7 separate regions of the Mus musculus genome follow, and regions 1, 2, 4, 5, 6 and 7 are each linked to region 3. Evidence: chromatin loops called from intact Hi-C (ENCODE). Cell type or tissue: heart. All regions are shown on one strand.

Region 1 (4,000 bases), 470 kb before region 3:
TAACCTAAAGGCCTGTGATGGTTAGCTTTAATTGTCAATTTAACACAACCTAAATAGAATCCCTTGAAAACAGAGTTGAAATTGGTTTAGACTGTGGACGTGTGCCTGGGAAATTGTCTTAATTAAATTAGTTGATATGGAGAGACCCAGCCCAAAGCACCATTCCCTAGGCAAACCATCCTGAACTGCTCGCGTGAGCTGGGCACAAGCATGTACATATTGATGTCTCTCTGCTCTTGACTGTGGATCTGACTAGATATTTGACATTCCCGCCTTGACTTCTCTGCACTGATGAACTGTAACCTGGAATTGATGGCTGAAATGAATCCCTTATCCCTCAAGTTATTTCTTTGTCAAGCATATTTCATCAAAGCATCAGAAATGAAGCCAGAGCAGACCTCGGCTCCTACAGGGCCTCCCACTCCCCAACCCTTGTCACACCAAGGAGCAAAGCTTCTCCATGCAGACTTAAGGGGATGCCACCCAGGATGAAACCACAGCAGAATGTGTTAGCATTTTTTCACGAGTCACTCACAGACCTGCACCAGCTGTTGCCAAACTGTCTCCCGACACTGTTCCCCACAACCTCCGCCCCCACTCCCTGTACCAGATGTCTGCCCACCAGTGTTGAGCCTTCTCTCCTTCTGTCCCCACCCCCACTCCCCCAGGTGATGCTTGCTGACAGGAAGGGAACGGAGGAACTGTACGCCATCAAGATCCTGAAGAAGGACGTGGTGATCCAGGACGACGACGTGGAGTGCACCATGGTGGAGAAGCGCGTGCTGGCCCTGCTGGACAAGCCGCCATTTCTGACACAGCTGCACTCCTGCTTCCAGACAGTGGTGAGGACTGTCATTCCTGTCTAACACTACATCATGGTCTCGAGACACTCGGGACTTTAATCCCGTTTCCTTTGGGAACAAACTCACACTGTTCAGCTTTCATTACAGCAGTGGTTACATTATGTTAGAAATAAATAGTCTAGAGATGATTGGTGTTGGTGGGCACGTGGGCATGGAATAAATACAAATACCAAACCACTTTAAATAAGGGGCCTGCACGTGGGAGGATCTGGGTGTCCATTAAGGTCCTCCAAGTGGCTGTACGTGAGAGGTCTTCTTCCTGTAGGCCCTGGGCTAAGACTTTCGCAAAGCAGTTGTGGATTCACAGCCCTGCCTTCTCTTTTTAAGCAAACCAGGCTGGCCTTGAACTCAGAGATCTGCCAGCCTCTGCCTCCCACATGCTGTGATTAAAGGTGTGTGCCACCATAGCTAGCCAGCCCTGCCTTTTACAGACAACCCCCTCCCCCATCCTGCTGCTGCCACGCCCAGCATTGGTGTGCCAGGACACTTTGTTTTCTGAGGAGCTGTCTCTGTATAATGACACAGCAGGAGGAGCAAGCTGTGACCTGTCCAGCAGCCCGAGAGCTGTGAGAAAGGTCACAAGAAATAAGCCCAGATTATAATATTTCCTCGCATATGAAATTCAAAATTTAACATTCTAAGGACAAAGCTACACCCCTCCACTTTCCTGTCACCCACAGCAGCTTCCCGACTGTGAAGGCTGTGAGGAGTTGTAAGAAACACACAAACCTTGCCCCTACAATCTGACCGTTTACAGGAAAAAGTTCTGCTGACCTTAGGCGCAAAGTAAAATGTAAAAGAAATGTTCAAACTACAAAGACACCAGCTGTGGGGCTTCCTGGTCTCCCCACACTGACATGCATTCTAAGATGCAGCGATGAGCTGAGGGGTTCCCCACCTCCAAGCCCCACTCTCCAAGCAGCCGCTGTCAGATCTCACTCCCCTGACAGCTAGTGTTACAGTCACCGTCTCATGTAAAACTTCCCTGTGATGGAAAAATGATCCGTGCTTAGGCCTCTCCTTTTAAAATCTTGGGGAACAAGATGCCTTGAGAAGCTTGGAGTCTCAAAATGGGGGATTTTTGTGGACTCGGCGTGCGCCAAGCATGCAATGTTGGCAGCGGCCGCTGTGTGTCAGCCTTGCACTGGTCATGCAGTCGGCTCCAGCCCTCTCAGAGCTCCAGAGAGAACTGGTGGGAAGGTTAGGAGGGAGAACACAATCTCAGCCCTGTTCTGTGAGCCCACGGGCACCCGTGCAGCTCTGGAAAACTGCGAAGAAACTGCGAAGAAGGAATTGAATCCAGAGCCGGGGGTTCCCATAGCCACTTCGGGGCTGTTGACACCAGCTCCGTCATCTCTCCCTCCTGGAGCTACACTTGAATGTTTAATAGCCCCGGTGTGTAAGGGGGGTTGCTTTCTAGACTCTAGCAGAGGTCAGCTCTTACCATGCTCTGTTGTGCTGCTGGTTGTCCTCCCATTAAACTGCCTGGCATAATGTCCCCATCTGTCCCAGCATAATGGCCTCATAACTATGCAGACTTACTTGGCTCCATGATATATGCTCTCCGTGGGGCCAGCTCTTAGCATACCAGTGACAGAAAATATTTAGAAAAAGGCAATATTTGAGCACATTCTGGAGGCAAAAGAACATTGATTAAAATCTCCTTTTATGGTGAACCCCTCTCTTCCACCCACTAAATATCATTACATGTGCGTAATTTATGAGTTCAATATAACCCCAAAAGATATGTTTTCAGAAGCATCCATTTACGCACCTTACTGCATTAGCCCAGCATAGCTCCTGGAAGTCGCAGGCTATCTTTTACGCATGCGCACCATTGATAACAGGGGTTAAGATGGAATGACAGGCCCCGTATAGGGTCTTCATATCACCCCTGATTGAGAGACGAACTGTCCGTACGGGGAAGTCTGTGTGGGGGAAGGGAAAGAATGTTTGAGGCCTTTACTGTAATGAGGTGCATAACTACCAGTAGGCTGACCTGTTAGCAGCGTCCGTCACCTGCAGATGTACGGATGCACATTATCCCCCACTCAGTGAAGAGCAGATCTGTCAAGGTCACCCTGTGTTTGCTAATATGAAAGCAAAGCTGATAAGCTCTGCTGGGGAGGGACCCTCCTCACGTGTAAACCTTGGTCTCCAGGACCGGCTGTACTTCGTCATGGAATACGTCAACGGCGGGGACCTCATGTACCACATTCAGCAAGTCGGGAAATTTAAGGAGCCACAAGCAGTGTGAGTAATCTTTATTAACATTTTTCTTTCTTTCTTTTTTTTTTTTTTATTTTGAGTCTTGAAATTCAAACAGCCTAATTCTCCCAACTGAGAACTCCTTCTAGATACTATGTCCAAGGGCAACTCTGCTCACTTGGGTCTCAGCTCTGAAACTTCCCAGAGTAGCAGCTGAGCCAACAGGACCTGTGCATAATAGGTATGTCTTAGGACCAGTGATTCTAGTCTCAGCAGACTGGACATACGGACGCCTGCCTCCCCATCACCTACTAACACCCGTATGGATGGAAGCCTTCCCTGCTTGCTGCTCATCCAGCAAGAGTGTAAAGTGATGAGAGGCCCTTGGGCAGCCCATGCTCTCATTAGCAAAAGCCATCCAACAGTCCTGACACATTGCTGAAACAGTGCAGGTCAACACAGGGTACCACTAACACTCCAGAGTCGGAGAGTGGGTGCAGCACAAAACTGGGGGATGCCCAACCCAGAGATGAGAGGTGCCTGCCAAGGAAAGGATATGGAGCCAAGTCCAGGGGGTGACCTTCAGCTTAGGTGACATGAGGTGGTGGGGGAGGCTGGACAAAGAAGTGCAAAGCCTGCTGGGAGGGCAGCCTATGAGGATGGCAGAGAGAAGGGCTTGATCCCACAGAAGTTCTGACAGAGCCTACTGGCTGAGACAAGAGGAAAAGTAAGGAAGGGGCCGGTGCAAGGGGACCCCTGGGAACCACGGCAGGGAAGAAAAAAATTGAGCTGAAAGTAGGTCTTTATTTACAAGGAACATTCTGGAAGAGGAAAAGCCAAAGTGCAAGAGAAGGAAAACCTCTTTAAAGTGACATCACAGGCCAGGGGGAGGACACTGTCCAGGAGGAGGGAAGCTTGTCCTCGAACAT
Region 2 (4,000 bases), 480 kb before region 3:
CGAGACAGGGAATGTTACCAGTGTGGGTATGACACACCCCGACACCTCAGCAAAGCTAGAGTGCAGTCACCCCCCACCCCCACCCCCACCCCCACCCACACACACACACACCTACCTCAGCATGGCTTTGCTCTTGCTTGGCCACAAACTAATCTTTACCTTGTGGGCTTTTCTGAAAATAAATCTGTCAGCAACTAGCCCATGCCTGCCCCCAGAGACTGTGTGTCTCTCAGCCGACAGGCCACACAGAAATAAGCAGGGTCTTTGGTCTCAGCAAGGGCCATAGCTGAGTGGCCACATTTGCACAAAGCTGATGGCTTGGGGTGGGGGTGGGGTGCAGGAAGCAATGCCACCATGCCCCATTTTGTATCTGAGGTCACCTTTCTGTACCCCACACTGTTCCAGTCCCCAGCACAGCATCCTTGAAGGTCACAATAACACATTAGAAGATCCCGTTGGCTCTTTCTTGAACTACTGTGCAAAAGTCCCCCAAACACTTTCGAAGCCTCTGGGTCACAGCTCGAGGACCTAGGACTCCGCCCTTGAGCCTGCTCGTGATCTGCTTCCTCCTCTCTGCTACACTCTGCAACACAGTCTACACCTCAACTTTCCATGGCTCCCCAGAACCCCGAAACCCAGAGCACCACAGAAAAGTAACCCCCACTCCCAGCAGTCTCTTGCACCAGGCTGGTGCCCCCCTTCACACACACACAGAAAAAGGTATAGATTTACACCTCTCTCTTGCACTGAAACTCCTTCTCCAGAAACCCCCCGCCCCTTTCCTCTGAAGACCGACACTGGCAGTAGAACCCTGCGAACTGCCTGGCTTTCTGTGTCTACCTCATTGGGAGTCTTCCTGCTGAAGCTTCGTCTCTTCCTCTCTAACGATCCTGAATCTCTTCTGATACTGCTTGCCACCTGTCATGGCTATGGCTAGACACTGCCATTGAAGCAACACCCAGTTGCGGTCCAGTAGAAATAAAAGATCTGACTTGGAGAAATAGCTCAGCCATTAAAAGTTAGTTTCACAAACAAAAATATAGGAAATTTAAAAATCCAGTTCATCTCTGATGAGGTAACATTTCAGTCCATTTTACAGACGACAAAACTGAGGCCCCAGAGAAAGTAAGGATACCATATGTGGCATTCCAGTCTGTGACTGGGAGGGTCCAGCAACCATGCTCAGCATCACTCCTTCCCTGTGAGCTGATGGCCACAGACTTCAGAGAACACAGAACAGTGCCTTGGCAGCCAATCCTGGAAGCAGGGGTCTCACAGAGCTATAATTGGATGCCTGGGCTTTAAAAACCAGGATGGTTTTAAAATGTTCCATGCACATGGACTAAAACAGAACACTGTGGAAGTTCTGTGCTAAATTTAATGGTTGTTGGCTCTCCTTTTCAAAATGCTTGTTTCTGTCAATTAGAGAGAGTTTAGAAAATCCTTACATTTCACTGATTGAACAAGTGGATTGAACAGCATTTCAGAGGCAAACTCATAAAAAAAAAAAAAAAAAAAACCAGAAACAAAGACCTCTGTGTAAAAAAACCCAGGTTCGAGCCCCTTTTGGGGAGGACCAGGGTGGGGGTGGCACGGTACAGCTCTCTGTTCATCTTTCCTATCTAAACCACCACGGAGGAAAGCGAGCTTCAGTGTCAAGCCTGGCTGGGACAGTTTGGGCACTTGCTTGGATTCTTCTGGTCCGGCTTCTTCTGGCTCTTCAATTCTAGCTGAACACCCCAGAGTTGACTTTTTCATTTGAATCCTGCCCTCGTGTGAAAACTACCACCATCTCTCACCATTCCCCCACACCATGCCTCTCAGCCCCCTCGGGGGTCCCTGACAATGCCCACTGCCTCCCCCGCCTCTTCCGATCCACTCTTAGTTGTGTGGTTTGCGGTGCCTGAGTGTGGAAGAAGGTTTTAGAACATTCAGAAGACACAAATGCTCTATTATCATTTGAGCTTTGCAGTTTCCTATAAGCATCTGGCCATTTCAAAACTCCCACTGACACCGGCAGACACTTGGCTCTCTCATGTCTGTGGTTCCTGTCATCTCTGTAAAGGTCTGTCTGGGAAGATGGACCACTTCATTCACACCACTTTGCATTATTTATCTGGACTCTGCTTGAACCTTGGGCAAATCTCCAGGCAAAGATCTTCATCAGGGTGCAATCACTCCAGGAGCTGAAGACCACAAGAGGGCAGTAGAGACTGGTAAAAGAAAGACTCCCTGCACCTTGACGAACACAAGCCACAACAGAAGCAGAAACTTGCCTGGGCCTCTACTTGTTCATGAACAGGAATGGCAATGAAATGATCACTTCACGCTCCCAGTTGCTCCCAATTTTAGGCAACAACCTCCGTCCTAAAACAGAGGCGGTCAAGGGCCGTCGACACAGGTCTTGTTGCTGCTTTCTATCTGCCCTTGCTTGCCCAGGAACTGTTTTCTCAGGAACAGAGAATCCCCTGCCTTTAAGAAGCATTGCTGACAGTCTGGAAAACCAATACTGGGACAGCATGTGTGAATTCAAGGGACTCCGATCCCACAAAGCCTGTGTGGTGGTGATCCAGGTGCTCCTGGCAGGAAAAGCAATGTGTTAGTGTGAAAAGAGTCTAAACATAATATGCCACAGCCATTCCCTAAGGTGGACATTGCATGAATTGGCTGTCAGCCCTGGGAGGTGAGGGGATTGGGGGGGGGGGGAGGCAGACTACATTTTCATGGGTGGAAACACCTAGAAAAGGTAACAATGGGATGTTCGTCAAAACAGGATCCTTTGGGGAATCCCAGGATCCTCCCATAGCAGCTGGGAAGGACTAAAGGCAAACAGCTTTCTAGGGAGCACTTACCAGGTGAGGCAGGCTAAGCTGCTTCTAGGAATGGCCAGGTCTACCCCAGAGGACTTGGAGGCAGTTAACTGTTGCTGGTGGGGGGAGGGGCACACCCTCCCTGAAGAGCTATTGGCAGTTAGTGGTAACTGGGGCTGGGGACGAGGGGCAGTTTTTTTTTTTTTTTTTTTTTTTTTTTTTTTTTTAAGACAGGGTTTCTCTGTATAGCCCTGGCTGTCCTGGAACTCACTCTGTAGACCAGGCTGCCCTCGAACTCAGAAATCCACCTGCCTCTGCCTCCCGAGTGCTGGGATTAAAGGCGTGCGCCACCACCGCCCGGCAGCAGTTACTCTTAAGGTGCCTGTGCTCCTGTTAACGCTAACAAAACTCAGTTCGTTCGCCAGAAAACGAAGGAAGGAAGAAGCAAAGGGGGTGGGGGGAGACTTGAAAGTGGAGTGGAAATTAGTGAGGGAGAAACAGGAATCCAGGGGACAGGAGGAAAACAGGAGATGATAAGGTGTGTGTTTTGGGGGGGCGGGGGGTGGGATCAACATACTCTGCATACATGTGTGAGGAAGAGATGAAGCAGGCTCGATAGGCATGCCATCCATCACTGGATGAGCCAAAGAACACGAAGGAAGAACAGATGGCCATAAAGAGAATAGCAATGTCTACTAGAAACAAACCAGGCTTGGTAGGAAAAAAAAAAACCACCAGGGAAAGCTCTAAATCGACCCCTGGGGCCACATTCCCCCACCTACCCACCCATGGGGTGTGACCTGGTTCCCATAGCATAGGGTTCCATCAGCTTCCTGTGGCTTCCTGGCTTCATTTTAACAGGGGCAACCACCTCATTGGCTACGACCATAAAAACAGTTCTCACTAAGGAAGTGGCTTTCTGTGTATCCCCCGTCCTTGTGCATCCTTGAGTTAAATGCCGCCTAGTCTGGCAACACAGCCTTATTGTCTTGTGCCACTTGGGGAATCAAACGTCACAGAAGAGACCGAACGATAATTTAATTCAGGTGTGTTGAGAAGTTTCCATTTTCTCTGTCCTGGTAAGTTAGCCAGGGACACAGGCATCCTATCAAGTCCAAGTGCAGGGCTGGGGGTGTAGCTCTTGGTAGAGTGTTAGCTAGCTTCTAAGCTTGGAGGCCCTGGGTTCAGTC
Region 3 (4,000 bases):
CAAGGTCAGCCTGTTCTACCGAGGGAGTTCCAGGACAGCTGGGGCCGCGTGGAAAGAACTTGTCACAAAATAACACAACGTGAAAACAAGTGGTCATATCTTATATAGAAAGCCAGAGGGAGTCCAGAGTCCCACAATCCTCTGCATTTGTTTTCTTCCTCCTCTTCTCTTCTTCCTCTTCTTCTCTTCCTCCTCCTCATCTTTCTCCTTCTTCTCTTTTTTCCTTCTCCTCCTCCCCCAGACCCCTGTCCCTTCTCTCTGTCTCTCCCTCTCTCTTCTCTTTCTCTTCCTCAACAAAGTCAAACCTAGCCTGGAACTCCCTATATACACCAGGCTGACCTTAAACTCACAGTGATCGTTTTGCCTGTGCCTTCTCGGTGCAAAGCACCATAAATTCTCTCAAACTTCACACTACTTAAAATAATGCCAGCCCAGGGTCCAAGACTTCAACCACAAGAGACTCTGCACAAGGACTGTTCAGTAGTCTCTTGGGATCCCATTCCTGTCATCAGACCCTCTCTGGGCAGCTGATGATCGGGTCCAGGCTCAAAGGCTATCTGCACTCACAGCAGCTCTTTACATCTCAGTCCACTAGAAAGGGGTAGCTCCTCATTTCATGACAGCTGAAGGAAAACTGTGTGGAACTACACAGTGAGATGTCTCTTACACGCGCACACACACACACACACACACACACACACACACGAACACACACACGGACACACACACACACGGACACACACAGTAACAGGAAGCGTCTTGGCTGCCAAGGCAGGGATTTGGGTTTCTTTGGCTTCTGAGCTGCTCTTGGCTCGAGGCCATCTAGGGAAACTGAGCAAGTCCATGGATCCATGGAACTTGGGCTAGATCCATCAAGGACACAAAAAACAGATTATACCGTCCTCTCCCCCAAGTGGAGCAGACAAAAGTGCCGTTGATGCTGAAGCTGTGGAAAGCTTCACAAGGGCCCATGGGAGAAACCTTGGCACGGGCAACTCTGCCTGAACCTGGAAGCAAGGCAGCGGCGGGCTGGGGGAAGCTCCAGGTGGGGCTCGGCCTGGGCAGCTAGCAGCCTGCATCTCTCAGCATGGCAGGAGAGGCATGGGCTGCCCGCTGACTGTGCCTGGAGCCAGAGTTCTCTTACAGGGAATATCGCCAATGGAAAAATGCTCATGACATAACATTTTGTTCGGCTGATTTTTATTACACTGATTGACTGAAGGTGGGGTCTGGTAAATGGAGGTCAGAGGACAACTTTTTTTCTTCTATGTAGGTCCTGGGGAGTAAACTCACGTCATCAGGCCTGGCAGGAAGCACCTTACACATCCTACCAGCTGGTTTGTTTGTTTGTTTGTTTGTTTGTTTGTTTGAGACAGGCTCTAATGTAACCCAGGCTAACCTCAAACTCAATCTGTAGCCCAGGATGACCTTGAATTTCTAATCTTTCTAACCCTACTTCCTGAGTGCTTGAATTGCCTGTGCCACAAACCTCTCTTGTGTAGTTGTTGGGGGTTGGGTGTGGGGGGGACTGAAACGAGGGCCTTGGGCATTTAGGCAAGTACTCTACCCACTGAGCTACATCTCCACACACACACACATACACACACACACACACACACACACACACACACGATTCATGATGTAATAAATGGAAAAGTCAACACACACACTTTACCTATATAATTTCTATGTAAGAAAAACTCTTGGGTTTGGAGAAATGGCTCTGCGGTTAAGAGCACTGCCTGGACAGGCGTGGTGGCACATGCCTTTAATCCCAGCACTCGCACTCGGGAGGCAGAAGCAGGCAGATTTCCGAGTTCGAGGTCAGCCTGGTCTACAAAGTGAGTTCCAGCAGGACAGCCAGGGCTACACAGAGAAACCCTGTCTCGAAAAACCAAAAAAAAAAAAAAAAAAGAAAAAAAAAGAAAAGAAAAAAAGAGCACTGTCTGTTCTTCCAGAAATTGATAACCAGCAATCACATGGTGGCTCACAGCCATCTATACTGGGATCTGGTGCCCTCTGCTGGTGCACAGGTGTACATGCCGCGAGACCACTCATGCTAAAATAAAATAAATCTTTTTTTGGTCTTGTGAGATGGCTTTGCAGCCAAGTCAAAAACCTTAGTTCCTGGAACCTTTATGACTGAGGGAGAGAGCAGGTTCCCAAATGCTGTCCTCTGGCTTACACACACACACTGAGGTGAAAACACACAATCAATCCATCAATCAATCAATGTTTTAAAATTTTTCCCTTTTTTTTTGGGGGGGGGGAAGAGTACTGTGAATTCAGGGTCTTGTATAGGCTACGCATGCACTCCACCACTATGCTTCCCTACCACTTTTCTTTTTTGGGGGGAGTTCGAGACAGGGTTTCTCTGTATAGCCCTGGCTGTCCTGGAACTCACTTTGTAGACCAGGCTGGACTTGAACTCAGAAATCCTCCTGCCTCTGCCTCTGGAGTGCTGGGATTAAAGGCGGGTGCCACCATGCCCGGCTGCCTCCCACTTTTTAAAAGGCACAGACTGATCAAGAATGGAAGGAAATGTATAATATTATCAGTATTTGGGAAAACAGGACTTAAAAAAAAAAAACCAACTCATCTCTTGTGTCTGTATTTTTTAATTTCCCCAGTGCCAGGGACTGTTCACTGATCGCCATAAACACCTTCTGTAATAGCAGACATCACCCCACCCTGCATCGGTCCTGCCTGGGGAAAGGTGGGGGCCGTGGGGGAGAAATAAAAACCGATGAAGAACGTGATTCCGAAATATCTGTTGGTTTCAACCTGCAGGCTGTGGGTCGGAGAAGCTTCTGGAAGGTCCACCCACTGTGTCTCTCTGCCTCAGAGTTTCCTCAAAGCTACTTTGATTCCCCTCTCACCTTGCCTGTTTAGCAAGAAACGCAGTAGCAGATGTTATTTTCCCAAGAAAAGTTCAAAGCACAAAGAGCCAGCCTCTGGCTTCTGCTCCCTGCCCTCCATCCCCTCACCTGATGAAAGCCTTTGATATGCGTTTGTCACAAGGACCTCTGGGTCTCAACCCCCTAGGGCCTGGGCGGGGCTCTGCTCGGAGTTGCTTAAGCCTCCCTGCTGGCTCCTTTGCCACGCTGGGACCACGTGCCTAACACCAGCCTTGCAGCAAATAATGACATAGACGACAGACAGAGGCAGTCCTTCAGGAACCTTTGGCTTCTCCTCTAGAGGAAAAACTGAGCTCATCTTGAGAAAGGGATGAGCTCGGGGCGATACAGCAGAGTCTGGATTCCGCAGCAATCTGCTCACTGGCCTGAGAGAAAAATTACAGGATTTCTGTAGGCTTAGGTCTCTCAAAGTTTGGCACTTTTCTCACATAAATGCCACAAGAAACTCCCCATGCCTGGGTGGGTTTCCTCGTGAGCTCTCCCGGGGGCTTGGGAGGGCCAGCCTGAGCCCGGGGGCGGAGCAAGCATTGTGTTCTGGCCACTTCAAGGAGGAGATCTAGGGAAGTCTGAAGCTGACGGAGGGAAGGTCGGAATTGGCCACCACTAAAGAGCCACCGCTTCAGAAGGGAACTTGGGAGTTAGCTGAGTGAAGAGATGGTATCTCTGACCAACAAGGAGAATGTTGCCCTACTGCTGTGACATTTTGAGGTGGAACAACAGCAAAAGGGGAACAGGGAAGGACAGGGAGGATCCTGGCTCCCCACTGCCTTAGAGTTAGAGCCTTGAGTGACTGAGTGAAGTAGTGTCTCATGTAGCCCAGGCTGGCTCCGAATTCCCCTATGTAACCAAGGATAACTTTTAACTTTTTATTTTTTTAAGATTTATTTGGTTTTATTTATGTGTGTGCTTGTGCTGGTACGTGCACGTGAGTGCTGGTACCCCTGGAAGCCAGAGGCATTGATTGGGTCTCCTCTGCAAGAGCAGAGTATGCAATGCTCTTCACTGTTTGGTTTCAGGCAAGGGACTGAGGTGTATACTTTACATATCAAAGCCGACCTGGTCTCCAGGTCCTCCCAGCAGTC
Region 4 (4,000 bases), 62 kb before region 3:
TCTGTAGTCCAGGCTGGCCTCAACTGCTGGGATCAAAGGTGTGTGCCACCACCGCTGGGCTTTTAAATAGACTATTTTGAAAACCAGTCTAAGGGTTCCTGGTGAATAAAATCCCACCCCTCCTTGCTCTGCTCCAGCTGTAGCAGCCCCCAACCATTCCCATGAATGCCTCAGAAGGCCTGACAGACCACACTGCCCTACCCTTACCCTTACCCTCACTCACTCTGCCCTGGTCACACCAGCCCAGCTATTGCTCACATCTGACCGGGATGCCTCTGCCTCAGGGTCCCTGCACTGGCTGCCTGTTTCCTTTCCTCCAGATCGCCACAGGCTCACCCTCATTACCCCTTCCTAGCACCTTCTCACTGGCTGGCCCCAGCAGCCTGGGTAAATGCCCATCTCCAGCACGGCTGCTCCCTGCTTCCTGGGCTCTCTCCTTTCAGCATGCTGTCAACCTAGTGTGCAGCCACCTGCAGCAGCCACTGCTTCTATCTCTTCCCTTACTAGACTGCGACAGGAAGAAGGCCTCTCTCTCTTACCAGTGTACGTGTGAAGGTCCTAGAACAGTGTCTATCAGACAGATGTGCTCGATAAACACGTCTTGAATGAGTGAGTGCCATAACACAGTTTGTAAAGTTTTAAAATATAGTTGTTTGCAGCTGAGAATGTTGCGCAATCACCAGGTATTTCCCTCGTATCTGTTCAGGCCCAAGCTAGCTTTGTATAGAAAGTGTCCACCAACAGCACATCGCCGGTTTACCAACAGCATTCACTCACCAATTGCAAGAATGAGGCAATTCTGTAAAGAAGACTCTCAATTTTGATGCGCTCAACCTCCACCGGGCACGGCCCTGTGAAGTCTGCCATGGAGTACTGGCCAAGAGAGAGCAGGGCGTCGGTGCAGTGCTGGAGGGCCATGTCATAGTCCTGCCTCTGCAGTGACGCGCACGCTTGTTCACATGACCTTTCAGCTCTTCTGTCTTCCATGACTCAGGGACAAAAATCCTAAACACGAGAAAAGAATGATGTGACTTAAAGACTCAGCACAGGGCTGGAGAGATGGCTCAGCAGCTCAGAGCACTTGCTGCTCTTGTAGAGAACCCAGATTAGGGGCCCAGGTTCAGCTTCTGGCTACTCACAGCCAACTCGAATGCCAGTTCCAGAGGATCTGATGGCCTCCTAGGTACCTGCATGCATACAGTGAACATACACTGGGAGGCACACACAGGCAAAAAACGTTTTCAAATAATGAAAGATCTTAAGAGTATTTGTTTTTAAAAAAATGAGACAGAGATAGACAGATACACTTATAAACTCCATCCCCATGCCCACCCCAGCAGCTGAACGCCCTTGTTGAGGGCCTCCTCCAACAGGCAGCCTGGCCACTGCGGCCACCACAGTGTAAGATCTAACAAAGATCCATGCTAAACTACTCACTATAGCCACCAGGATTGAATTCTTCGTAAGTGAAACATAAATGAATGCTACAAAGTACAGATTAAGACAAGATTCCACTTTTTTGACCAAAGGAGCAAAAGAAAGTTTTCCTGTCTAAACCTTCAAGTTTCAGCCTCTCTTTAGTCTTACACTTCTGCTGTCATTGTGAAAATCAAAATCCCCCCCCCAAAAAACCTGAAAAAAAAGAAACCCCCCCAAAGAAAACCAGAAAAAAAAAAAAAGAAAAGAAAAAAAAGAAAATCAAAATCCACATTGTGTAGGACTTTTTCCTCATACCCTTAAAAAAAGCTAGCCAAAGTCCAAGCTGGGCATTACTTCAACTCCGCCCACATTCCCAGAAGGCCAGGCCATGTGCGAGCAGCCTCACAGAGATAGCACATGAGGTCACTGCTTTCCAGGATCTCAGAGGTTAGCAGAGGAACCAAAGCACAGGCTCCCAACAACCAGAAAGACTCATTCCATCAGAGGCGTGAGCTGGCTCAGGAGGTGAGCAAGAGTTCACCATACAGACCATAGCAGGAACAAAAGCCAGCTTTGCAGAGCCAAGAGTTCAGCTGCACTACAGGGCTCGGTGGGTAAAGGTGCTGGCCACCCAGCCTGGCAGCCCGCTGATCCCTGACAAGCACGAGGCAGAAGAAGCAACTCCTGCAAGTTTTCCTCTGACCTCTACACATGCGCCCACACACGCACCCACAAGGACACTTAAAAATGTGTAAAAAAGGAAATCAATGTTCAGCTGAACTCAGCAAGAGGAGATAAACCACAAGTTAAACTCAAGATGCCAAAAAGCAGTAGGGTACGGTAGGGAGAACTATGGGTGAAATGCCATGAGAAAGAGAGGCTCTTCCCACCAGTAACAGCACATGAAGGACAGACAGGCTGTAAACAACGGACGTCTAAGTGGTAGAGCCCTGGCCTGCATGTACAGGGTTGAGTTTGACTCCCAGGGCTATGAAAGGGGAGGGAAAAAGCAGTAATCTATCAATGCCAGCCCTCCGAAGGGAGGAGGGTCAGTAGGCGGGGATGGCAGCACTGACCACTAAGGGCACACTAGAGCCTAGAGCCAGCGAGCCGGCTTGGTGGAGAGAGGTGCTGCTGCCAAACTGGCAACTGGAGCGGATCCCAGGGAACCACAGTAGGAGCGAACCAACTTGTCTGACCACATGTATGCTCTGTGGCAGGTGTGCAACACCTGCATTCACACAAATGTAAAGACTTTTCAAACTACATCTTTGATAGTAACTAAAACGCAAGCAGACGGGCACAGCTGTGAGGGCTTTTTCTGGGCTGGATTATCTGAGGTGGGAGACCCACACTAAATCTCAATCATGTGAAGTCAGACCAACCTTACTGTGGTCCACACTTCCTGGTGATAGCCTCCATAGAGGGACAGGGGAGAAGGAAGCTTTGCTCTTGGCCTGCTTGCCCCCACTCACACAGGAGGGTTCAGCTGTCCTGTTGCTGAGATGTTCCTTTGCCAGTGTTAGACCCTACTTCTCCAGGATTCCAACAGACGGAAGACGGGCAGCTCTCAAGACTAGGACTGACTGGGAATGCATGCGACACACCTGCTGGACCCCTCACCTTTCCATGGAGACAGCCACATCCTGTAAGCCATTCTAATAAATCCATACATACTAGTTCACTCTATCAGAGAGAGAAACCCCAGTCAAAGAGTTCAAGAAGGAGACAATAAGAGGGCCTGGCCCCCAAGATGGCACAGTTAAGGTGCTTCCTGGAAGAGGCCCCCAGCTTGTCTGACCCACATATTGTGGAAGGAGTGGAAGGAGCACCATCAGACCACACACACACGTGCTCTGTGTCATGTGCTCACACTGGTATAATAATCATTAAAACGGGCTGCAGAAATTCAAGCCTGCTTCTCCCCATGCCTTCACTGGGAACAGAGCCTGGCAGAGAAGACCTGGCTGTAAGAAGTGACAGCTACGGTACTGCTTCAGGGCCAGCTCCTGCCAACCCTCCTCTCCACCCGCATCAAGGCCTGCTTCGCTTGGTCAATTAATTCTCTTAGTCTTTCTTCTGCCCTGACAACCTCCATGCTCCCTGCTGGCCTTATGGAAGTCATCTGTCCCGCCACCTCCTCAGCCTACAGCAGCAGTTTCTTTCCAACCTGTGGGTCGCAGCCCCTTTGGGGTTGAACGACCCTTTCACAGGGACTGCCTAAGACCATCAGGAGACCCAGATACTTGCATTATGATTCAGAAGCATAATTACAGTTATGAAGTAGCAACAAAAATAATTTCATGGTTGGGGGTCACCCACATGAGGTACTGTATGAAAGGGTCACAGCATTAGGAAGGTGGAGAAGCACTGGCCTACAAGAATGCTCTTGGCTGACACCCCAGCTCCAGCCTTGATAACCTAGCTCTGCCCTCACTAAGCTGTTCTGCTGCCATAAACTGCAGTGCAGGATGAGAGGCATCAGAACTGAGCACTGCCCTTCAGCTTACCATACTGTTGATACTGCAGAAGACACAGACACCCTGAAGGAACAGGACAAGAGGGGTCCAAAGGAACACAG
Region 5 (4,000 bases), 100 kb before region 3:
CCGAGAGGGTTTCAGTAAGCTTGAAACGACCAAAAAGTTGTCCATTCTGAGCATACTTTGCACCCCCAGAAACTCCAGTGAGCATGAAGCTTGCTAAAATCTGCAATTGCACTTTAAGGTTGAACCTAAATCAAAAGCAGAAAACTAATTTGAGTATCAAAACTGTAAGAACTAGAAAAACACAACAAAGAAATTCAAATATAAACATAAGGAATATGAAACTCTATCAATTCCACACTGTACAAGTTAGCAACTCTATAGATGATATCTTTCTGCCTTTAACCCAAGCTGAAGACAAGTTACATAAGCATTAGTTGCGTTGAAGGTATGCATTTTTAAAAGACTGCATGGGGCCCCTGATAGGGCTCAGTGAGTAAAAGTGCCTTGTGCCAAGCCTGATATCCTGAGTTCCATTCTAGTAGCCACGTGGTAGAAGATGCAAACTGACTCCTCTCACCCCTGTATGTAAGCCCTGCCTCTCATACACACACATGCACAAGCACAAATAAATAATTCTTGTAAGTCTGAGTAAACTATGGGTGACTACTTTATAAGTAATAAAGTGGAATACATTAATAGGAGAACCACTTACAACATAGTTGAGATACTTAAGACTTTAATAGCGCCTAACCTAGGAGGAAAGACACTGAACTAAAGCTAGAGCGGACTTTCAGGTCAGTGCCTGCGAGGTAAGTCTTTCCCAAAGAATCCAGACGTAACATTCCCTTTCAGTAATGCTAACAAATAACAACCGAAATACAAGTTTGCTAGTTAGTATAAGGAACTGACTCTAGTGCAGGAATGATGGGGGGAGGGGGGGACCAAGCCTATTTTAGTAGACAGCCATCGGGACCCTCATGCACCCACACGTGCATGGGACTATGAGAGACTATGCATCTGAAGGCATCACAGAGAATCGAGACTAGCTTACACAGTTAAAACGTTCACAGCAGGGGCTTGGGGGTCAGGGCAGTACATCCCTTTGATCCCAGCACTGGGAAAGCAAAGGCAGGAGGATCTCTGTGAGCTCAAGGCCAGTCTGGTCTACAAAGCTAGTCCAGGATAGTTAGAATCTTGTGTCTTGAATGATTCTTTAGATAAAGCTTCTTTCTTTAAATAGAGCTGCCTTCCATACACTGAGAAGGACCTGGGGTAATTAAAACTGGCTCAGGGTTGGGAGACAGCACTACCTCTAATACACTGCTGACTGACAGGAGCTCTCTATAGCTAACAGTGATGTCCAAGCTTCAAATCACCTCCCTTGTATTTGCAGCAACCCTCCTCTTTAAACTCCCTCCTCTGCAAACGTCCAGAGGCTTTCTGCCGTCTGTCCTCTATTCCTCCATTTCCATCCAAACTCGGACACCTTCTCAAAGCCCAGTGTGCCCTCATCTTACTCCCTAATGGATGCCTTTGTTCCTGCATTCTCCATGCCCAGACATGTAGCACCAAATAACCCCTGACCCCTCCCATGTGTGTGACAGGCGGATTTCTGAGTTCGAAGCCAGCCTGGTCTACAGAATGAGTTCCAGGATAGCAGGACTACAACAGAGAAACCCTGTCTCGAAAAACCAAAAAAAAAAAAAAAAAAAAAAAAAGGCTCCACCATTCCGTGTGTCCATGCTAAAAGCTGAGTTACACTGAAGGTTCCTCTCTCACCAACTGCTATTCCTCTACAATACTGTCACAAAGCCCTGATTCTGGAGGCACTGTGTGTTCCTACTAATGGTTAAGTCGCTGGCCACTCGGCCTCTTTAACCTGGATAACTCTAATGAAGCCCCACTCCAGAGGCTCTGCCCCTCTCCTCTGGCCTTCTTGGGCACCTGCACTTACATGCAAATACTTGCACATGCACAAAAAGACAGACACAGAATTCAAAATAAGATGAATCCTTTAAAGAACAGCACTTTGAAATTCAAACACTTTAAATACAAAGCATTTAGGGTGCTAAATGAACAGAGACAATCCTTTCCACTGTTGCACACCACATTCTGGATCAATCCTGGAGTCTATGTAATCTCAGCCTTCCCAGGAGGCACAATAACAGCCAACAAAATTTCCAACTACTGTAAAAGCACTGGTCTAGCTCCTAAGAAACACGGAGGGCCAATGCCAGCATTTGTTAGCTCATTATCTCTGAAGTGATATTTCAATTTTCAAATGCCAGAGCTATACAGTAAGTTTGGTTTCATGAGATTTTTTCCGACTACATGAACAAGAATCAGGCCAGTAACAAGAGAAGGCCTGGTCTACTGCAGCAGAGGGAGAAGCAAGGTAACCCACAGAGGGTGACACACAGCCTCACATCCACTGTAGGCCCACGGGCCGGTGGACTGAGTAGCCAGGCCAGTTAGGCTTGCACGGCACAAGCTCATGTAAAGCTGAGCTTCAGCTAATGGCTCTTTCTTTGATTTTAAGATTTATACTTATTACTTTTAAAATTCTGTGTGTATGGGGGATAGAAATGTGTGTGTCAGGGGCTCCCAGAGGCCAAAGTGTGGGATCCCTGTAGCTGGAGTTAAGGGCAGTTGTGAGCCACTTGATGTGGGTGCTGGGAACAGAAGGCAGCGCCTCAGAACCATCTCTCCAGCCCTAAATCCTATTTCTGTAAAAACTGCATCTCTCAGAACTGGATGGAATTCCTCCAAGGTAGAATCACTGAATGCTTATCAACATATGGCTAAAGTTGTTTTCCTTTTAAGGGAGAAATAAACCTTGAAAATCCTGAGAGCCTCTCAAAATTCAAGGAGCCCAAGCGCACTGTCCTTAGCTCCTGCACACCGAAGCTTTATAAACAAGTCTCACAGTGTGGCTGAGCTCTAGCTCAAAAACTGCTGGCTGGCCTTGAACCCATGATCCTCTTGGTTTTGTTTCCTTTGTGCTAAGATTAAAGGTGTGTAGCACGGGCTGGTGAGATGGCTCAGTGGGTAAGAGCACCCGACTGCTCTTCCAAAGGTCAGGAGTTCAAATCCCAGCAACCACATGGTGGCTCACAACCACCCGTAATGAGATCTGATGCCCTCTTCTGGTGCGTCTGAAGACAGCTACAGTGTACTTACATATAATAAATAAATAAATTAAAAAAAAAAAAAAAAAAAAAAAAAAAGGTGTGTAGCACTAGGCCCAAGTGTCTGGTAAGTTGTGCTTTTTTTAAATTTTGAAATAGGATCTTGCTACTGAGCCCTGGCTGTCCTGGGCTTCACTAAGCTCCGTCTCCCTCTGCAGCTCAAGTGGCCAAACGCTGAGATTAACAGTGTGTGTCATCACGCCAGGCATCTGGTCACTTCTACTCATTCCAATACTCACGTGGCATTTTTCCTAAGAAAAAAGTATGATAATGGGAACAACACACATGCATATTCATGTGTTAATAAAATATGATTTCTTCAGCTCAGACTACAGGCACAATAAATTCAAGCCTTTTAAGAGTGACACAAATGGGAGGAGACAGCTCAGCAGGTAAAAGTGCTAGGTGCCTGAGCTGAGTTTAATCCCCACAAGCCACTCAAGAGACTGGATGCAGTAGCCAACGCCTGTGGTCTCAGTGAGGGCCAGAGACAGGAGAGTTGACCAGGAGCACTCACATACAGTATGGCAGCAAAACAGGAGAAGCCCTGCCTCAAAACCAGCGTGGGAGGAGAGGAGCACTTGGGCGCTTATGAGTCCACACTCACACAGACACACACTAAATAAAATCTTCAAAACAAAGACTTGTATAAATGGGCCAGCACATACCTGTAATATATATAATACTCAAGAGGAAAGGGCGAAAGGCTGACAAGTAAGGCTGACAAGTTCAAGACCAGCCTAGGCTCTACAGTCAGACTCCAGAGAGAGAGAGAGAAGCGCACAGCCCAAAAGGGCCAAGACACAGTCCCAGCATAATGAAAATACATTACACTCCCTTTGCATACTGAACATGAGTAGATGCTCTGACAGCTTCCACCCCATCAGACCTGCAGAGCAGCACAATGCACTTTTGAGGTTTGCCTTTCCTTT
Region 6 (4,000 bases), 340 kb before region 3:
AAACTTGAAAGCACGTCCTACAAGTCAGACAATGGGAGGAGATAGACGGCTGAACCACCTAGACAACAATCACAAGGAAAAGTGTGTATTCATTGCAAATGAGTTCTCCGAACTTTTTCTTCCTCCTCTTCTTCCTCTTCCTCCTCCTCCTCTTCCTCTTCTTCCTCCTCCTGCTCCTGCCCCTTCAGTCCCTCCTCCTTCTGCTTCTCACCCTCCTGCTCCCACTCTTCCTCCTCCTTCCACTCTTCATCCTCTTCCTCCCCCTCTTCCTCCTCCTCCTTCACCTCTCTTTGTCTTTGTTTTCTAAAAAGACCCAGGCTTGTCTGCCATACTCAGAAAAACAACAGAGGGGGGGGGGGCATTCAGGATACAAAGGCAGGGGTATCTCTGTGAGTTTGAGGCCAACCTGGTCTACATAGTGAGTTTTAGACCAAGGAGGACTTTTTAGTGAGACCCTGGTTTTGGTTTTGGTTTTAAGCCATAACAGTACCTATCATTGTGTACGCTAACTTAAACTTTTCAGCAACAATGACAAAAGCCTTGGTATGCAGCCCAAGTTGGCTTCAGACTCATGATCCTCTTGCCTCTGACTCCCGAGTGCTGAGATTGGCTTTTTATCAAGTATACTCTGCCTGTGGCTGTAGAATCTAGACAGCCCGATGTATATGCCTGAGATAAAGTATTTACTCTGTAAGCAAGGATGCTTTTCCACCTGGACTCTGGACCCCTGACAATCAGTTGATGTTCATCCACCATCTGCGGCCACACACACACACACACCAAAGAGCCCCTGCTTTAGAGCAGCCATAAACCTGCTCCTGGGGTCTGGGAACAGGGTTCCTCAACCTCTACAGCTAGGGAATGTGATGGTTAATCTTGATGGCCCACCATGGAAGTAAATCTCTGGGCATCCCTAGGGGATAATATTTGTTGGGAATGGGAAGGCCCTGCTCATGGGTAGTACCGCTCTATGGGCTAGGGTCCTGGACTGAATGTAAAGAAGAAAGCGAGCAGAAGACACCATTCATTGCTCTCTGACTTGTGAGAATGGCTGCAATGTGACCAGCTGCCTCTTGTGTCTGCTGCTACACTGTGTGGTGCCTGTATCCCCAAGAACTGTAAGCCAAGAGAAAGCCTTTCTTCCTGTGTTGTTGGCCAGGGTTCTCTAAAGGATCAGAATTGATAGAATGAATATGTATGTATTGAAGAGAGATTTACTAATTTAGCTCTCACAATATGGTCCAGGTACTAGAACAACAGCTGTCTTCCAACGGCAAGGCAGAGAACCTGAGCCCAGCTCTCTAGGCTGGATATCTCAGCAGTTCCAATCTGGTGTTAGTCCTGAAAGATTTCTGGAGAGCTGCCAGTCTTCAGCCTATGCTGGAAACCTGAAGAAGTTTGTTATGTAACAGCAAAGGAAGGCAGCAGTTACAGAGTAGGTGAATTTGCAAGCTAGAGTGAGGGCCAGGAGGCCCAAAGCAGTTTCCTTCTTCCATGTTCTATTATTTGGGCTGCCACCAGAGGGTGCCACCCACACTTAGAGTTTGTTTCCCTGCTTCAAATATTCTAATGAAGAAAGTCTCTCACAGAACTGCCCAGTGGTTTGCATTTTAGTTGATTTCCAGACCAGCCAAGTTGACAACCAAGATTAGCCATCACACTCCCTTATTTCTGTCCGGTATTTTGTCACAGCAGAGGGACAAGTAACAGACACAAGGTGTGTCTTGTGAACTAATTGTAAGAGCTAGAGAGATGGCTTTGGGGTTAAGAGCACATATTGCTCTTGCAGAGAACTCAGGTTTAATTCCCAGCACCCACATGGATGGCTCATGACATCTGCGACTACAGTTTCAGGGGATCTGTATGTGCATACATGCAGGCAAAGCACTCAAGAACATGGAAGTAAATCTTGAAAAATTAAAACTGAAGCTAGGCAGTAGTATGACTCTCTGAGTTCGAGGTCAGCCTGGTCTAAGGAGGGAGTTCCAAGATAGCCAAGGGTACACCTGTCTCTAAAAGAAAAAAAAAAGAAGATAAACAAAAATAAAAACAAACAAATAAATAAAATTGAGCTAAGAGTGACAGCTCCTGGGCTTCAGCTTAAGCCACACTTGGACCTAAGAAGCCTCCGAGCTGAGGTCAGGTGTCCAGCCCCCTACACACACACACACACACACACATACACACAACACATACACACATACACACACACACACACCACATACACACATACACACACACACATACACACATACACACACACACATACACACACACACATACACCCATACACACACACACCCATACACACACACATACACCCATACACCCATACACACACACACACCCATACACACACACACACACACACACACACACACACACACACCTGCCCTTACTAACCACTTAATCAAGGTGCAGGAGCCTCATGTCCAGTAGGGGACAGATAAACAGTGTGTCTGCATAGACATCGGAGAACATTGTCTTATAAAAAAAAAAATACAAGGAATTTTCCAGTTAGAGAATTCAGGAGGGATTCCAACTCTTTGTCCTCTCATTGTTCCCAAATCACTGAGTCCTATTTTGCATAATGATGTCTAATTGCATTACGGAGCATGTTGAACATGCATAGTGGGCCAGCAGCTTACACACGCAGGATGGGAATTTTGCACTTATTAGATACGTTCAGTTCTTTTCAGAGTCAATCTTAGTAAACTGCCCATTCTCCTGGGGGTTTGGCGTTTAGATTTTGACTTCTAAGAAAGGGCTAACAGCCCTTCCAGGGAGGAGAGGGAGACCCCAGTCATACCACCAGTATGCCCCAGTAGAAGGAGGCCTCACCAAGGGGGTGAGTATAGAGTTGCTTACTTGCTAGCTTGTTTGCTTGCCTGCCTGCCTGCTTGCTTGCTTTCTAGCTTTCTTGGTTTCTTGCTTTCTTTTCTTCTAACCCCAATACAGCTCCCAAGTATTCCTAGGCCAGCTCCCATCCAGGTCCAATCGTGCTTAGCTTCCGAGATCAGATGTGTCAGATGTGTGGCCAGGTCAGAAGTAAAGAGTTTATCTAACATGAAGCAGGGAGCCGTGCAAATGCTAGAATTGAGGTCACTAGTGTCTGGGGGGGGGGGCACTGGAAAATGGTCAGACCTACAGAAGAGGGAGGGGCGGTTAGGCCTTTAAAGGCGAACTGCCTGCAGTCATTGCTTCATCTTGTCACAACTTGGTGAATGTGTAAGTCTGGACCAAAGCGAGGGACATTCTAGGCCAGAGAAGCCGTGCGAGGATGGATTAAATGGGTCAGAGGCTTGGGAAGTCCCCAAGTCGAAGAGGAAGAACAGGGAACCAATGTGTTAGCGCAAATCCTTTCCTCTTTAAAAGAGCCAGCAACTGCTCCTTGTAACACACGAAGAGTGGAGGGTAAACTGAGGCTACGAGCCCAGAGGTGAAGCAGGTGCCAGACCACAGGTCAGGGTAACTGAATTCTAAGAGTGTTCGAGCCACATCCTCTGGGAGCACATGGCTCCGAATATTTCCAAATAGCTACCCCTGAAGGCTGGCAGCCTTCACTCCATCTTGTCATATGCAGGGTAAGGTGGCCACAAAGTGAGGGACCCTCTAGGCCAGGGAGGCGTGGCTAGGATAGACCTGTGAGTGCTCATGGGGCTAACACACACAAAAGTTTATCCCAGAGCCTGGAGGTACCTGAATAGAGACGCCACCAGAAGTCACACCTCAAGAGCTTCACTTCAGCCAGCCGCCAGAACAGAGACGCGGGAGCATCCTTCCAGGCTGCCCACCATGGACTTGCTGCTCACAAAGAGAGCCCTTGTCGGGAATGCCACGGAGAGATGCTTCAGCTAGTACGGGGCTTGACATGCAAACATCCAGAACTTACAGGCGTGGTGGTATACACCTGTAATTCTAGCACTAGGGGGGCAGAGGCAGGAGGATTTCCGGGAGCTTGCTGGCCAGTCAGCCTAACACACTTAGTAAACAAACAAGA
Region 7 (4,000 bases), 76 kb before region 3:
AATAAATAAATAAATCTTTTTAAAAAATACTAAACTATTCTAAACATGCACGTGTGTGTTTATTATGTTCTGAGCTCTCTACCAAGGGCTGCAAAGATGGCTTAGCAGGTAAATATACTTGTCACCGAGCCTGACAACTGTTTTATGCCCTGAAACCACATTGTGAAAAGGGAAAACCAATTGCTGCCTGTTGTCCTCTGACATCTACCTCCACACAATGCCACAGCAATCACATTATCTACAGTTCAAGGTCAGCCTGGCCTACATGGTAGGTTCTAGGCCAGCCAGGGCTACATGTTGAAACCCTGCCTCAAAATAAGTCAAATAAATAATCATAAAGACTCTTCCTAAGTATCAGTCATTAGGTTTTTGACAATTCATTTGCCACACAAGTCACAGATTTGTGAAAAGGACAGTGTATAGAAACAGATGCAGGGGCGCGGGTGGGATGGCTCCTCAGTCTGAAGGACTAACTGTTTCCACAGAGGACCCAGGTATGCTTCCCAGAACCCACATGGCAGCTCACAACCATGTATAATTACAGTTTCAGTGGATCCAATACCTTTTTCTGGCCTCAGTGGGATCCTGCACACACGTAGTGTACATAAACTTGCACGGGTACACACACACACATAAAAGTAAATTAATCTTAAAAAAAAAAACACAAGGGGCTGGAGAGATGGCTCAGTGGGTAAGAGCACTACTGACTGCTCTTCCAAAGGTCCTGAGTTCAAGTCCCAGAAACCACATGGAGGCTCACAACCACCCGTAATAAGATATGACACCCTCTTCTGGTGCATCTGGAGACAACTACAGTGTGCTTTCATATAAGAATAAATAAATCCTTTAAAAAATAAATAATTAAAAAAGAAAAAAACAAAAAATAAATAAATAAAAGAAACATGATTTTAAAAAACACACACACACACAAATTCAGCTGGCATTTGAATGCCTTTAATCCCAACCTTTGGGAGGCAAAGGCACGCAGGTCTCTCTGTTTAAGGCTTGCCTTGTCTATATAAGTACTGGTCTGGCTAGGGCTACAAAGTAAGACCCTATCATTAATAAATAAATAATAAATAAATAAATAAATAAATAGCAACTGAAGGGTTTCACAGAGAGACTGAGCATCAGGTGACATCACTGTTTGCTCTTCCAAAGGACCAGGGTTCAGTTCCTATGACCCAATGGTGGTTCACAACCATGTCTAACTCCAGTTCCAGGGAATCTGATCTGTCTGCTGACTTAGTGAGCACTAGGCATGCACATGCTACACATTCATACATGCTTGAATAAAGCTTTTACTCTTAGCACGGTGAAAACTTTATGTGCGTGAGCTGGACTGTGGTGGCGCACGCCTTTAATCACAACACTTGGGAAGCAGAGGCAGGTGGATCTCTGTGAGTTCCAGGACAGCCTGTCTATAGAACTACACAGAGAAATCTTGTCTGGAAAAAACAAAAACAAACAAACAAACAAGCCTGTGTGTGTGCACAGTACAGGAAACAACTCCACTGCTTTTAGTGTCTTCAACTCCCTCTTCATTAAAGACCCTAAACTTCCAGAGATGCACCTGCCGTATGACCACAGCAAAGTTGTGACACTTAGTGACAACTTACCAAATGAAAACATCTGAAGAAAAGCTGAGTTTAAAAGGGGCTTTTTCTATCCTGAAACTCCCTTCTCTCCTCCTCAGTTTCAGAAGTCAGAATCGTGAGATCTCTGTTGCAAGCCTTTTACTGTTCTCACTAGCTGGCTCACCAAAGAAGACTGCAGACACTCTGCCTCTCTTTGGAAGTGGAAACTTAAAAGGTTCTTTGGCAGTTGGATGGTGGTTTGCTGGGGCAAACACGTGAAGGAGTGTTTTCCTAAAGTGGACACAGGTGTAAAACGAAGGCAGACTCGTGAAGAACTTTGAGCTGAAGCAGACACAGGAGAGAGGCTATTCTGCTAGAGTGGCTCAAGCTACCACTGCTAACCTGTGAACTGAGCTGCTGATTTCCAGACAACACAGATGGGAGTTGCTCCAAAGAGCCTTTCTAAACAGGTCCACTTGCCTCCCCTCACCCCCGCCCACACATCCTTTCTTCCTCCCTACCTCTGGTGGGTGGGTGGTGGGCACAAGGGAGGCTAAAGCGGTTAAGAAGCATTATTAAGAATACGGTTTGAAATAACTAAAGTTACACCCTTCTGTGTCTGCCTACGACAGAAAGTTCTGTCTCCAGTGCTAACAGGCACTTTCTTTCTCTTGTTACTGCGGCACAAGACTTACTGAGATTTCACAAGGCAAGGTATACTCTATCTTAAATCTCTGCTTATGTACAAATGCAATTTCAGGTCTGAGGCTGTAGCCCACAGTCAAGAGCAACATGCACCAGGCCCTGGTTATACCCCCAGTCACACTCACGCCCAAGTAACACAGGGTTAGCACTAGTAAGTACCCAGTCAGCACGGACATGACATTTCTTTTACAGCATCCTCCTAACTAAGCACAAGTGGCTCGGACCTGTAACTGCATCCACACCGCACTCTAGAGAGAGTTCAAGGCCTTCCTTGACAAGACAGCAAGTTTAATGCCAACCTGGGCAACTTGGCAAGAGAACTTGTCTCCAAAAATAAAGCTGAAGATTTATGTACAACTACCGTTGTTTAATTAGTAAACCCTCTGAGAAGAGTCACTACAAACGAGAATCCTACAACTGAGTTCACCCTGGTTCACAGTTCATTTCCTCCATACCAATTCACACTAAGCAACAACAAAAGACCCGCAATTTTAAACACTAAGCTTTCAAATATTCATAATTTAAATACAAGTCCTATACATCAGGCTGTGGAGGTGGCTCAGTGGGGAAAGGAGCTGTCACCAAGCTTGACAGCCTGAGTCTGACCCTCAGGGTGGAAGGCGAAAACCACATCCCACAAGTTATTCTCTGCCATACACACACACACACACACTATACGTGCATACACAAAACAAATACAGATAAATGGAACAGAACTTTTAAAATGAGATTTATGTACAAATGTAAATAAACATTTGAGGGAAATCAGACTGAAAGTCAAAATCCAATTCCGTAAAGCCTTCAATTCCTATTAAGAGATCAAAGCGGAACCTCTGATTGTCCCAGCTTGGACCCATTCAAGGGCACTGAGTGAATGAACACAACCATTTCAGGTCAAACATGCTACATCTCTGCTTGGACAGCAGCTACAAGATGACACGTGACAGATGAGAGTGGCTTGTGGTTGGCAGGGGTCAGGAATGGTAGCGAGCGTTGGGTGTGGGACAGACAGCACGGTGAGGTCTTATGGTAACAGAACACTGTGCTGGGGTTGTTGGTGGCTACACAAATCAACACAAGTGGCACATGCTATACACACTCATACTAACACTAATTTATTGGTTTTGATACAGTACTAGAGTAACAGAAGTCAAAACCATCATGGACAAGGATTCAAAGCATACATGTGACCTCTCCTTACAACTTACCAACCTGCAATTGTTTCAACTAGAAAAACTTAAATTCTAAACTCCTACTGGAGAAAAAAAAAAAAAAGAAAAGCTTTGTGTCTAGAAAACGTCTTTTTTAAAAGACAGCTGGAGAAGTAGGTCAGCAGATAAGAACACTTGATGCAGCCGGGCGTGGTGGCACATGCCTTTAATCCCAGCACTCTGGATTTCTGAGTTCGAGGCCAGCCTGATCTACAAAGTGAGTTCCAGGACAGCCAGGGCTACACAGAGAAACCCTGTCTCGAAAAAACAAAACAAAACAAAACAAAACAAAAAACCACACTTGATGTGACAGCAAGAGGACCTGAGGTTGAATCCCCAGCACCCACATAAAAGCCAGGCAGGGCCACACATGCCAATAACCCTGCGGCTGAGGCAGAAGAAAGGAAAATCCCAGGACCTCAGCAGCAGGACAGACTAGCCAAACTGCGAGGTGCAGTCAGGGAGCTGACTCCGGGGTTAAGGACACTTGCTCTTCACTTGCTGCGC

What was found. A loop is a pair of places that touch in the nucleus more often than their neighbours do. Peaks named below come from ENCODE experiments on the same cell type or tissue, not always from the same donor. Only the 100,000 strongest peaks of a DNase experiment are listed, where the experiment ranks them.
Region 1: a loop joins it to region 3, with 3 times the contacts of the local background. A loop is called at or near these places in 15 of 42 quality-filtered maps.
Region 2: it touches region 3 in a loop (3-fold over the local background); 15 of 42 quality-filtered maps call a loop at or near these places.
Region 4: a loop joins it to region 3, with 2.1 times the contacts of the local background. A loop is called at or near these places in 3 of 42 quality-filtered maps.
Region 5: a loop joins it to region 3, with 3.0 times the contacts of the local background. A loop is called at or near these places in 5 of 42 quality-filtered maps.
Region 6: a loop joins it to region 3, with 12 times the contacts of the local background. A loop is called at or near these places in 25 of 42 quality-filtered maps.
Region 7: it touches region 3 in a loop (2.5-fold over the local background); 4 of 42 quality-filtered maps call a loop at or near these places.

Annotation. Positions count from the first base shown.
Region 1 is chr11:107,980,727-107,984,726 of GRCm38, reverse strand. Prkca (protein kinase C, alpha) reads left to right here. Exons shown (of 17, transcript NM_011101.3): 10 at 669-842; 11 at 3,025-3,116. Among named protein-coding and RNA genes, the nearest start is that of Mir7223, 14 kb to the left of the region's middle. In heart, a CTCF peak has its summit at 1,986; no DNase peak of the experiment used is centred here.
Region 2 is chr11:107,992,906-107,996,905 of GRCm38, reverse strand. The region is part of intron 8 of Prkca (protein kinase C, alpha); the gene reads left to right. It overlaps Mir7223 (microRNA 7223), which reads right to left and starts at 58; the gene lies at 1-58. In heart, a CTCF peak has its summit at 2,197 (motif pointing right); no DNase peak of the experiment used is centred here; H3K27ac peaks cover 585 bases.
Region 3 is chr11:107,510,159-107,514,158 of GRCm38, reverse strand. No RefSeq gene overlaps it. Among named protein-coding and RNA genes, the nearest start is that of A830035A12Rik, 22 kb to the left of the region's middle. In heart, a CTCF peak has its summit at 2,031 (motif pointing left); DNase peaks (open chromatin) are centred at 858, 2,008 and 3,058; H3K4me3 peaks cover 1,042 bases; H3K27ac peaks cover 649 bases.
Region 4 is chr11:107,571,943-107,575,942 of GRCm38, reverse strand. It overlaps Helz (helicase with zinc finger domain), which reads right to left. Exons shown (of 33, transcript NM_001368755.1): 4 at 778-1,005. The coding sequence starts at 987. Among named protein-coding and RNA genes, the nearest start is that of Gm39426, 26 kb to the right of the region's middle. In heart, no CTCF peak of the experiment used is centred here; DNase peaks (open chromatin) are centred at 1,822 and 2,452; H3K27ac peaks cover 1,307 bases.
Region 5 is chr11:107,615,108-107,619,107 of GRCm38, reverse strand. It overlaps Helz (helicase with zinc finger domain), which reads right to left. Exons shown (of 33, transcript NM_001368755.1): 14 at 1-125. Among named protein-coding and RNA genes, the nearest start is that of Mir6932, 21 kb to the left of the region's middle. In heart, no CTCF peak of the experiment used is centred here; no DNase peak of the experiment used is centred here.
Region 6 is chr11:107,850,795-107,854,794 of GRCm38, reverse strand. No RefSeq gene overlaps it. Among named protein-coding and RNA genes, the nearest start is that of Cacng4, 58 kb to the right of the region's middle. In heart, a CTCF peak has its summit at 1,507 (motif pointing right); no DNase peak of the experiment used is centred here.
Region 7 is chr11:107,585,939-107,589,938 of GRCm38, reverse strand. All of the region lies in intron 5 of Helz (helicase with zinc finger domain), which reads right to left. Among named protein-coding and RNA genes, the nearest start is that of Gm39426, 40 kb to the right of the region's middle. In heart, no CTCF peak of the experiment used is centred here; no DNase peak of the experiment used is centred here.